2 separate regions of the Homo sapiens genome follow, and region 2 is linked to region 1. Evidence: chromatin contacts called from ENCODE Hi-C or POLR2A ChIA-PET data. All regions are on one chromosome and are shown on one strand. The core of a region is the stretch at or near the end of the contact, and the rest is flanking DNA. Distances in the headings are between cores, read along the strand shown.

Region 1 (4,884 bases), core at 2,285-4,784:
CTGCCTCAGCCTCCCTAGTAGTCGGGATTACAGGCGTCCACCACTACGCCCAGCTAATTTTTGTATTTTTAGTAGAGATGGTGTTTCACCATGTTGGTCAGGCTGTTCTTGAACTCCTGACCTCAGGTGATCCACCCACTTCAGCCTCCCAAAGTGCTGGGATTACAGGCGTGAGCCACCACACCTGGTCTTAGAGCACATATTTCTTTGCTAGTTTGATACATTTTTCAGAATAGTGTTTTCACTCTCTTAAAAGGGTAGCTGCTTATTCTGACCAGAGCAGCCTACAAATACAGCTCGGACTTTAAGATATTTCCATATTGCTCAGGAAACTAACAAAAGTGGAGTGTTGAGGAAAATAAGTGACATTTCAAATCCTGTCTCTGCACTAACTAGCTGTGGGATCTTAACACATTTCATCTCTTGTTAAATAGGGATAACACTTCTCTACTTTGGCTTTTAGGAGAATAATATCAGATACTGGTGGAGAAAGCACTATTACCACATTAGCTGTGGAAATAATTACAAATTATCAAAGGAATATTAATACCATATAAACAGTCTTCCCTCTGTATCCATGGGGGATTGGTTCCAGGAACCCCAGGGATACCAAATTTGGCCCACAGATACTCAAGTCTTTTATATAAAATGGCATAGTATTTGCATATAACCAATGTACAGTCATCCTTATACTTTAAATCATCTTAAAACAAAAATTAATTGGGGATGGTGGCATATGCCTGTAGTCTCAGTTTCTAGGGAGGCTGAAGTGGAGGATCACTTCAGCCAGAAGTTGAGTCTGTGGTGACAGAGTGAGACCCTGTCTCAAAAAAAAAAAAATCATCTCTAGACTACTCATAATAACTAATTGTATAATACCTAACACATTGTATAATACCTAATACAGTGTACATGCTATGTAAAAAGTAGTTATAGGTTTTTGTTTTTTTTTTTGAGATGGAGTTTCACTCTTGTCACCCATGTTGGAGTGCAATAGCGTGATCTCGGGGCTCACCGCAACCTACACCTCCCGGGTTCAAGCGATTCTCCTGCCTCAGTCTCCCTAGTAGCTGGGATTACAGGCATGTGCCACCACACCTGGCTAATTTTGTATTTTTAGTAGAGACGGGGTTTCTCCATGTTGGTCAGGCTGGTCTTGAATTCCTGACCTCAGGTGATCCACCCGCCTCGGCCTCCCAAAGTGCTGGGATTACAGTCATGAGCCACCATACCCGGTCAAATTGGTTATAGTTTTAAATTAAATTATTTGAGAGATAGGGTCTTGCTCTGTCATCCAGGCTGGAGTGCAGTGGTACAATCATAGCTCACTGCAGCCTCAAACTCCTGGGCTCAAGCAATCCTCCCACCTAAGCCTTCCCAGTAGCTAGGGCTACAGGCCTGTACTACCACACCCCACTAATTCTTAAATTTTCTGTAGAGACAGGGTGCTGCTATATTGCCCAGGCTGGTCTTGAACTCTTGGCCTCAAGCGATCCTCCCATCTCGGCCTTGCAAAGTGTTGGGATTACAGGCAGGAGCTACCGCACCCAACATGTGTGTCTTATTTGTATTATTATTTTTGAGGCAGGGTCTTGATCTGTCACCCAGTCTGGAGTGCAATGGCACAATCTCAGTTCACTGCAACCTCTGCCTCCCCGGCTCAAGCCGTCCTCCCACCTCAGCCTCCCAAGTAGTAGGACTACAGGCACATGACACCATGCCTGGCAATTTTTTTGTATTTTTTGTAGAGATGGGGTTTTGCCATGTTGCCCAGACTGGATTTGTATTATTTTTATTGTTGTTATTTTGTTTTTTTCCCCTCCGAATATTTCCATTTGCGGTTGGCTGAATCTGTGAATATGGAACCCACTGATAGAGGGCTGACTGTATATAAATACATAAAATATCAATACTATATATAATATCAATGCTAGTTGTAGAGATAGGCATATATGGTTTATAAATTTAAGTCACATTCTTTTCTTCTACTCAACAGGAATTTAAAATTTTTATGTTACTTTGCTGGGGGCGGTGGCTCACTTCTGTAATCCCAGCAGTTTCGGAGGCCGAGGTGGGCAGATCACTTGAGGTCAGGAGTTCCAGATCAGCCCAGTGCCCAACATGGTGAAACCTGGTCTCTACTAAAAATACAAAAACTAGCCGGCCGTGGTGGTGCTTGTCTGTAACCCCAGCTACTCCGGAGGCTGAGGCAGGAGAATTGCTTGAACCTGGAAGGCAGTGTGCAGTGAGTTGCAGTGAGCCGAGATAGCGTCACAGCACTCCAGCCTGGGCGACAGAGCAAGACCCTGTCTCAATCAATCAATCAATCAATCAATTAATAAATACAAATTTTGGCCCAGAGTGGTGGCTCACGCCTGTAATCCCAGCACTTTGGGAGGCCGAGGCGGGTAGATCACCTGAGGTCAAGAGTTCGAGACCAGCCTAGCCAACGTGGTGAAACCCCGTCTCTACTAAAAAATACAAAAATTAGGCCGGGCGCAGTGGCTCACGCCTGTAATCCCAGCACTTTGGGAGGCCGAGGTGGACGGATCACGAGGTCAGGAGATCGAGACCATCCTGGCTAACACGGTGAAACCCCGTCTCTACTAAAAATACAAAAAATTAGCCGGGCGTGGTGGGCGCCTGTAGTTCCAGCTACTCGGGAGGCTGAGGCAGGAGACTGGCATGAACCCAGGAGGCGGAGCTTGCAGTGAGCCGAGATCGCGCCACTGCACTCCAGCCTGGGCGACAGAGCGAGACTCCGTTTCAAAAAAAAAAAAAATTAGCCGGGCGTGGTGGTGGGTGGTGGACGCCTGTAATACCAGCTAATTGGGAAGCTGAGACAGGAGAATCGCTTGAACTCGGGAGGCGAGGTTGCGGTGAGCCGATATCGCGTCATCGCACTCCAGCTTGGGCGACGGAGTGAGATTCCACCTCAAAAAAAAAAAAAATTATGTCACTAAAACAGATGGCTTCCTAGGAAAGAAACTGGAAGAAATCTAGAAGTTGAGGATAAGTGATCACAAAAAGGAAAAATTAAAAATGTACATTTTAGAATAAAAATTAAAAAGTAAGAAACTGGAATAACTCTAACTTTCTTGTCTTTTGTGCTTTCAGGTAAAGAGTTTGGAAACTGTTCTTCGGGTGTCCGCTTCCAGTCGCCGACCAATGATCATCTTATAGAGCACTTCCGGCTTCATCTGCCACTCGCTCCTCCGTCTACCTAGCTGGGCTTTCCATTGCGCTTGCGGAAAGCCTACCCCGCCCCGGAACTTAACCGTTGACGAAATGAAAGGTTTAAATCCTCGGATCCTTGATCCTGGAGCGCCGGTGGCGCCCGCAGTTCTCCAAGAAGACTTGGGATTGGTCGAGCGCGGAACCAGTGCGGGGCGCTGATTGGTCGGCACACCAATACGTAACGGCGACCGTGCGCGGCTCTCTAGCACCACCCCCGCTCCCTGACTGGCGAGGTTTCTGACCAGTCAGCAGGCGTGGCGCGGCCTTCAGTTTCGCGAGCTTGTGTTTGCCGCCTCAGTTCCCGCGACCCCAACGTCCCAGAGGCGGGGCCGGAGTCGGCGGTGGCGCTCCTTGGAGCCGGCTCCCGCTCCTACCCTGCAAACAGACCTCAGCTCCGCGGAAGTTGCGGTAAGTGGAGCTTTGTGCTCCTGGTTTCCCCTTGAGAGGCGGCAGCGGGGCCCTGGGAAGGTTGGTGGGTAACATTCAAAGCCCTGTAGTGGGTTCCGCCCTCCAGGAGCCTGGAGCAGATGACGAGAAGGGGAGCTAGTGGGAGAAATTAAGCAGTCCATGAAATCCTTGGGTATCATCTGAGCTAAGGTATGTGAAAGAGGTTTGCAGTCGATAACGTGCCATTTAAAGTTGTTTTTACGGTGGGAATTTCTTGAGGACTGAAACCTTGAATGCTCGCTCTTGCATTCCTCACAATTTCTGGCTCACACTCTGCTACGTAGTAAGGGATCAGTTAATGTTTGAAGTTCATGGACTACTGGAAGTAAAGTGTAAACAGCAAAGTGCGAGAATGCTATGCGTGTGAGTACAGACAGTATAGTACCATCGCCACGGTGTCTGGGAGAAGGTTTCACAGAGGAAGTGACATTCGAGTTGGATTGTGAGGGATGGCGGGGGTTTACTAGGGCATTCCAAGTTAAGGGAGGCATCCTGTGCAGATATTGAAACCGGGGCACTGCAAGTAGTTCAGTTTGACTGGAATGTAGGATGAGTGGATGGGGGGGTTAAGGTTGGAATAATAGAGTGGGGCTGGATTGTGAAGATCCTTTATTCTGTATGTAAAGAAGAGCCATCGGCTTTTTAAAAAAAATTTATTTTTATGTTTATTTTTGAGACGCAGTTTCACTCTTTGGCCCAGGCTGGAGTGAAGTGGAGTGATCTCGGCTCACTGCAACCTCCGTCCCCCGGGTTCAAGCGATTCTCCTGCCTCAGCCTCCCTAGTAGCTGGGATTACAGGCAAACGCCACCACGCTCGGCTGATTTTTGTATTTTTAGTAGAGACGGGGTTTCACCATGTTGGTCGGGCTGGTCTGGAAATCCTGACTTCAGGTGATCCACCCGCCTCGGCCTCCCAAAATGCTGGGATTACAAGCGTGAGCCACCGCCCCTGACATGAGCCATTGACTTTTAAAGCAGGAGAATAATTTGATCAGATTTATATGGAAACACTCTTCTAGCAGCATTATGGGGACTTTTCCATAAGTCTGGTGAGTTGATGAAGTTAGCAACTAAGGTGGTGGGTATGGAAAGATAATTTATATGGAAGAAGGGGTGAGGATGATTTGAACGTTTCTATTGTACACGATAATGACTTTACCTGAGAATATGTTTTGCTAGGTGTAGATGTTGTGTGGTTTT
Region 2 (5,034 bases), core at 1,612-4,111, 120 kb after region 1:
GGAACTGAACGTCGATGGAACAGCTGCTCAGGACACACGGTGCAGCCCTGTGGGGCTGCTGAGACCTTAGTCCAGACCCTGGGCCCCAGCCAGACCAGTAGGGGGGCCCACCTTGTTACCATGGGGATCAGGGCTGTGTCCATACAGCTGGGGAGATGACCCTCCACCCGTGTGAAGACCTCCAGGGAGGAGGGACCAGCCTCAAAGCCAAGTGTCCACCCATGCTCCCTCTTTTCTGGAACAACTTGTTTTGCTCTAAAGCTTGGGACTTTGACCCAGGAGGTATGTTTTCCTCCTGTTGATCACCTGGTGTCCTTCCTGTTCATCCCCTTCCCCCACCACTCCCAAAGCATAGCCCAGGGGATCCTTTCCTTTCCCTGGGTTTTTCAGGGAAGTGGAGGATACTGGGGTGGGGAAGGCAGAACCTGGGACTTGAGTGCTGAGGGCACTGGTTGGAGGGGGTGGCACAGCTGTGACCCCCCCACCCTCCTTAAGTCTGTCCTTGCTTGGCTCCTGGGATACCCCACTTTCCTGGGGTTGCTTCCTCCTGTTTCCTCCTGCCCCTTCTTCCTTTGAAAGACCTTTGTGTGTTGGGGGCGTGTCTCCTTCTTTCTGTGCTCTCCCCTCAACACCCCTACCCCCGCTACACACACTGGGGAGACCATGAGCTCCCAGGCCTCAGTTACCATCCCTGTGCTGCAGACGGCTCCCAGATGTTCCACTCCAGATGCAGGGATTTTGCAGCCTTCCAGATGTCTCCCTCTGGAAAGTCCACAGGCACTGCAAGCATAATACCTCAAAATCTATAGCTCATTAATCCTCCAACCCCCCAAACTTGCTCTGGCCCCTACTGAGGCACTAGCATCTACCCAGCTGCCTACGCCAGAAACCTGGGAGTCACCTGAAGCCCTGCCTCCTGCCTGTACCCATTCTCCCAGCTTGGCACTGTGTTCCAGCAGCCACACCCCGGCTTCTCTACCTCCTCAACAGGGCTCAGATCTGTTCCCATGGGCACTTCCTGCCCAGGTCCAGGCACTGGTGTTGTGGCCACTGTAGCAGATCCCTGGATTTCTCTTCTCCAGCCTTTGCATGCCCCTTTCACTCTCCACACTGCATGGAGAGGTGTTTTCCCAAACGCAAAACTAACCATGTGACTCTCCTCCCTAAAATTCTTGGAGAAGGCACCAGTAGATGTTTGTTAAATTCAGCCCCATTCCTTACATTCCAATCAGTGATTCTCTGGCTGTTCATTAACATGCACAGTGCTTACTCCAGTCTGTGTTAGAAGATTCTGAGGACACCAAGTTGGGTGTGGGAGGGAGGCCAGGATATACATGTTTGGGAGGCATCACTCAACTCCAAGCAAAGTTCTCCCAGATCACCTTGAGACACTCCATCTTTGGATGGCAATGGGCCCGACTGCACACGCATGTGAACACACACACACACACCCACACACACCACACACACACACACACACACACACACACACACACACACACACACACACAGGAAGCAGGCCTGAGGCATGATGTCTGAGTGCTCCCGCTGGAGCAGGAAGGCAGAATCAACCTGCCATAGGAAGGGTTGCCCAGGAGGCCTGATGAATAGGAGTTTGGTGGCTTCAGGGAAGAGAGGCTGTGGAGGTGCCTTCAGCTCAGGTGCTGGCTCCTGGGGACCTTCCATCTCTGATGAGACTTTGTTCCAGTTGGCCCGCTCCTTTCTAGGGAGTCAGCATCTCAGCTTCCCATACTTCTGGGGTGGGGGGTGGGGCAAGGAGACCAGCATGACCCTTGGTCAGGGGCTTGCACAGGAACTCTGGCCATTCTCATTCCCTGAGCTGGAGGGCCAGGTGGACACCACGTGATCCTGGGGAGGCTTTTGCCTCTTCCGAGGGCTCTGGCTCCAGGGCCTCCCTGTTCCAGGGGCTAGGTGTGCCTTCCTCAATGCTGCTTTTGGCTATGAGGGTGACGGGCCCAGGGCTTCAGGGCCCCAGATCGCACCTTGCCATCTGGGGTGTCCGTCCTTTGTCCCCCACAGCAGGCTGTGTTTGCCCATTTTCTCCTCTGCCATGGGTGGAGATGGATCTGAAGTTGGGTGTTGAAGCCTCTGACCAAGGCTGTATCTTGTTTTGAGGCCCTGCCCGGTTTCCAGGGACCACATCTGGGGCCAAGAGGAAGAACCGAACTGGGACTAGGTTAGCTGTGCTGGGTCAGGGCCTGGGCATGGGCTGTGAAAGCTGGGGACTGGGACCTTCAGGCCCTCTATTGAGATCTTTGCAGAAGGGGGTGGATTTAGGAAGCTACTGGGCTGGGCCAGGGCGTGGAAGGCACTGAAGCCGTAGTGTGTCCCAGCATTAGAGTCCCAGAGTTTAGCTTGGCGGGGCAGGGGCAGGTGGTGGGGAGAACAGGAAATAGGCCAGGCTCTCGGCGGAGTCTGGCAGCTTTGAGCCTTCTCTGGGCTTCTGGGGTTTTCCCCAGGCTCCTGAGCCAGCCAGGACATTTCTTAATCCCACTGTCAGCCTTCCAAGAAGCCCCGCCCACTGGGCTCAGTCAAGGCAGGAGCGACTGTGTGTCACCCCTTTCCCTAGAATCCAGCCCCACTGCCAGGAAAAGGGAGCTCAGGGCATGGAGGTGAGGCTGGGACTCTCCCACATCTGCTTGTTCCTCATACCCACCTCCTTAGCTGGCCCCTGGAAGATGACCTCGAATGCCAGCCCAAGTGAGCTGGGCACCAGCCAGGGGAGGCCAGGTCTGGCAGCTCATTACCATGGGAGGGAGGGCACGTTCTCTCCGACGCCCGTCTTCGTGTCTCCTCCCTCCCTCGCCTTCCTCCTTCCTAGCTCCTCTCCTCCAGGGCCAGACTGAGCCCAGGTTGATTTCAGGCGGACACCAATAGACTCCACAGCAGCTCCAGGAGCCCAGACACCGGCGGCCAGAAGCAAGGCTAGGAGCTGCTGCAGCCATGTCGGCCCTCAGCCTCCTCATTCTGGGCCTGCTCACGGCAGTGCCACCTGCCAGCTGTCAGCAAGGTAGCTCAGGAGGAGAGGGCTGGGCACGGGAGACCCAGGGGTGGACAGGTGGTGTTCTGGCTCCCCTCCCCAGGGCCTTGATACTTACAGTTTGGAGGGGGAGCAGGGACTGCGCTAGCTGAAAGAATGTCCCAAGGCAGAGACCTCTGAACCAAGTCTCTGCCTGTCACTTGTTTTCAACGAGTGAAAACTGGCAGCAGTTGGTTCTAGGATCTCAGGGAGGAACAGGATTTGAGGCCCAAGCCCCAAGAGCAGGCATTGCCCAAGGGATGGCTGGGTCCTGAGTACAGGGGACCCGGGGGTACAAGTAGGGTGAGAGTGGGGCCCAAGCCACCCCTCAAAGACTTGGGCTTTGTCTCGGCCTCTTGGGCTTGGATAGAGAACAGTGCCCAGTGTGACTCCCCCAAATATCTGACCTCTTCGTCCTGCTCTGCCTGAATGGATGTGTGACCTTGAGCAAATCACTGCCCCTTCCTGAGACTCAGTTTTCTCACCTATAAAATGAGAACAATAAACCCCACCCTGCCCACCTCCCAGGGCTGCTGCCAGGTCAGAGGTGAAGAAGGGCTTTGCACCTGGTGAAGTAACTAACCCAAGGTCTGGCTTTCATTCTACACTGTCAGGCTGCATCTGCAGCCAAAGTCTGGGGACTCTGCAGGTGGGACTTGGTCCAGAGGGGACTGGCAAAGATGCTTTCAGAGCTCCCCTCCCACCCCCACCCCGAGCTCTTATGTGTGTCTGCTTCAACTCTGTCTCCCAGGTCTTGGAAGCCCTCTGGGGAACTGCAGACCAGAGAGGTTGAGTCACAGAGCACGGCAAGAAAGGACAGGGTTCAGACCACCTTTCTCCTGCCCCAGACACTGCCCCTTGCTGTATGTGCATGGGAGGAGGAGCAGGGACTGTGGTCCCTGGGGTGACTGGAGAGAATTGGCTGCAGGGTCTAGGAGGAAACAGGGAGGGGCCTCCAAGGGTTGAGCCCTAACTCCCCATGCTTGAGCAACCACTGACCTGAGGGAGCAGTCTGAACCCCTAGGGAAACAATGACTCCCAAATACTGCTTTTTGGCAGGTGTGGAACTGAGGGTAATCACACTGTGTGTCTTCTGCTTCCCCTGGAGATAAGTGAGGTCTGACCTCACTACAGGCCAGAGAGTTCCTAGCCTCCTTCCTCCTTCCCAATATTTGCCAGGCTCGGAGAAGAGGTCAGGCCTCCACTGCAGCAGGAGAGCTTTTGGTAGACTCAAAGGAGGACATTTGAGCAGGAGTGAGCCAGAGGAAGGTTTTCTCATGTCCAGCTTGGGTCCCTCAAAATATAGGGATGCAGGTATATTCTGGCCTGGAGGCAGGACCCCTCTGAAGCCCCCTGCTGACCTGTGTTTTGTCCTGGGACTTCTCCCCGCTGAGGGTCTTTTCTCTACAAGGCTGAGCTCCTGCAGGCTCATGGAGTGCAGTGATGCTGGGGAAGAGGAAAGTCCTTTGGGGAAGCAGAGGCCTGAAGGCAGGGACTTCAGGAAAATCTTGAGGGACTGTGTTGGTGTCAAGGGTCAAAAAGCAGAGAAGGGACCTGGTGCAGTAGCTCATGCCTGTAATCCCAGCACTTTGGGAGGCCAAGGCCAGAGGCTCGCCTGAGCCCAGGAGTTTGAGACCAGCCTGGGCAACGTAGTAAGACCCTGTCTCTATTAAAAAATAAAAAAAGTAGAGAAGGGTGCAGGTTGGGGCCTCAACCTAATCTCTGGCCCTAGTCCCTGGGCACCCAGCTGGGGGAATCAAAAGGAGCTCAGGTTTTGAGGCTTCTTTCCTGGTCCCCAAGACCCAGAGTAGAGTTCACCCCTCCATTCTGCCCTTCTAAAGATGTCCTGGTCCACTCCTCTCTCTGGGTACCCCAGGCACCCCAGATCTCCCCAGCTGAGCAGCCCTGAGAGTCTCCCACTCTCATACCCTTCCTACCATCAGAGAAACGTCTTGCTACAGAACAGGATCTTCTAGATCCCAGACCAGTCTTGT

Evidence for each region. Hi-C counts contacts between places; a loop is a spot of excess contacts on that map. ChIA-PET counts read pairs that join two places held with the same protein, here RNA polymerase II (POLR2A). Pooled maps may share reads with other maps.
Region 2: a map of ascending aorta shows a loop between it and region 1 (9-fold over the local background). The contact joins the promoter of PDZK1IP1 here to the promoter of STIL in region 1. A Hi-C loop is called at or near these places in 13 of 168 maps with a recorded cell type or tissue (Caco-2, IMR-90, K562 and 10 more) and 23 of 50 pooled maps. POLR2A ChIA-PET finds 5 or more read pairs at or near these places in 12 of 52 experiments (A549, Caco-2, GM12878 and 8 more).

Annotation. Positions count from the first base shown.
Region 1 is chr1:47,312,797-47,317,680 of GRCh38, reverse strand. STIL (STIL centriolar assembly protein) reads left to right here and starts at 3,534. Exons shown (of 17, transcript NM_001048166.1): 1 at 3,534-3,645. RefSeq lists a silencer at 3,428-3,477 and an enhancer at 2,795-3,524.
Region 2 is chr1:47,187,863-47,192,896 of GRCh38, reverse strand. It overlaps PDZK1IP1 (PDZK1 interacting protein 1), which reads left to right and starts at 2,861. Exons shown (of 4, transcript NM_005764.4): 1 at 2,861-3,031. The coding sequence starts at 2,965. RefSeq lists an enhancer at 507-1,456 and a silencer at 2,286-2,580.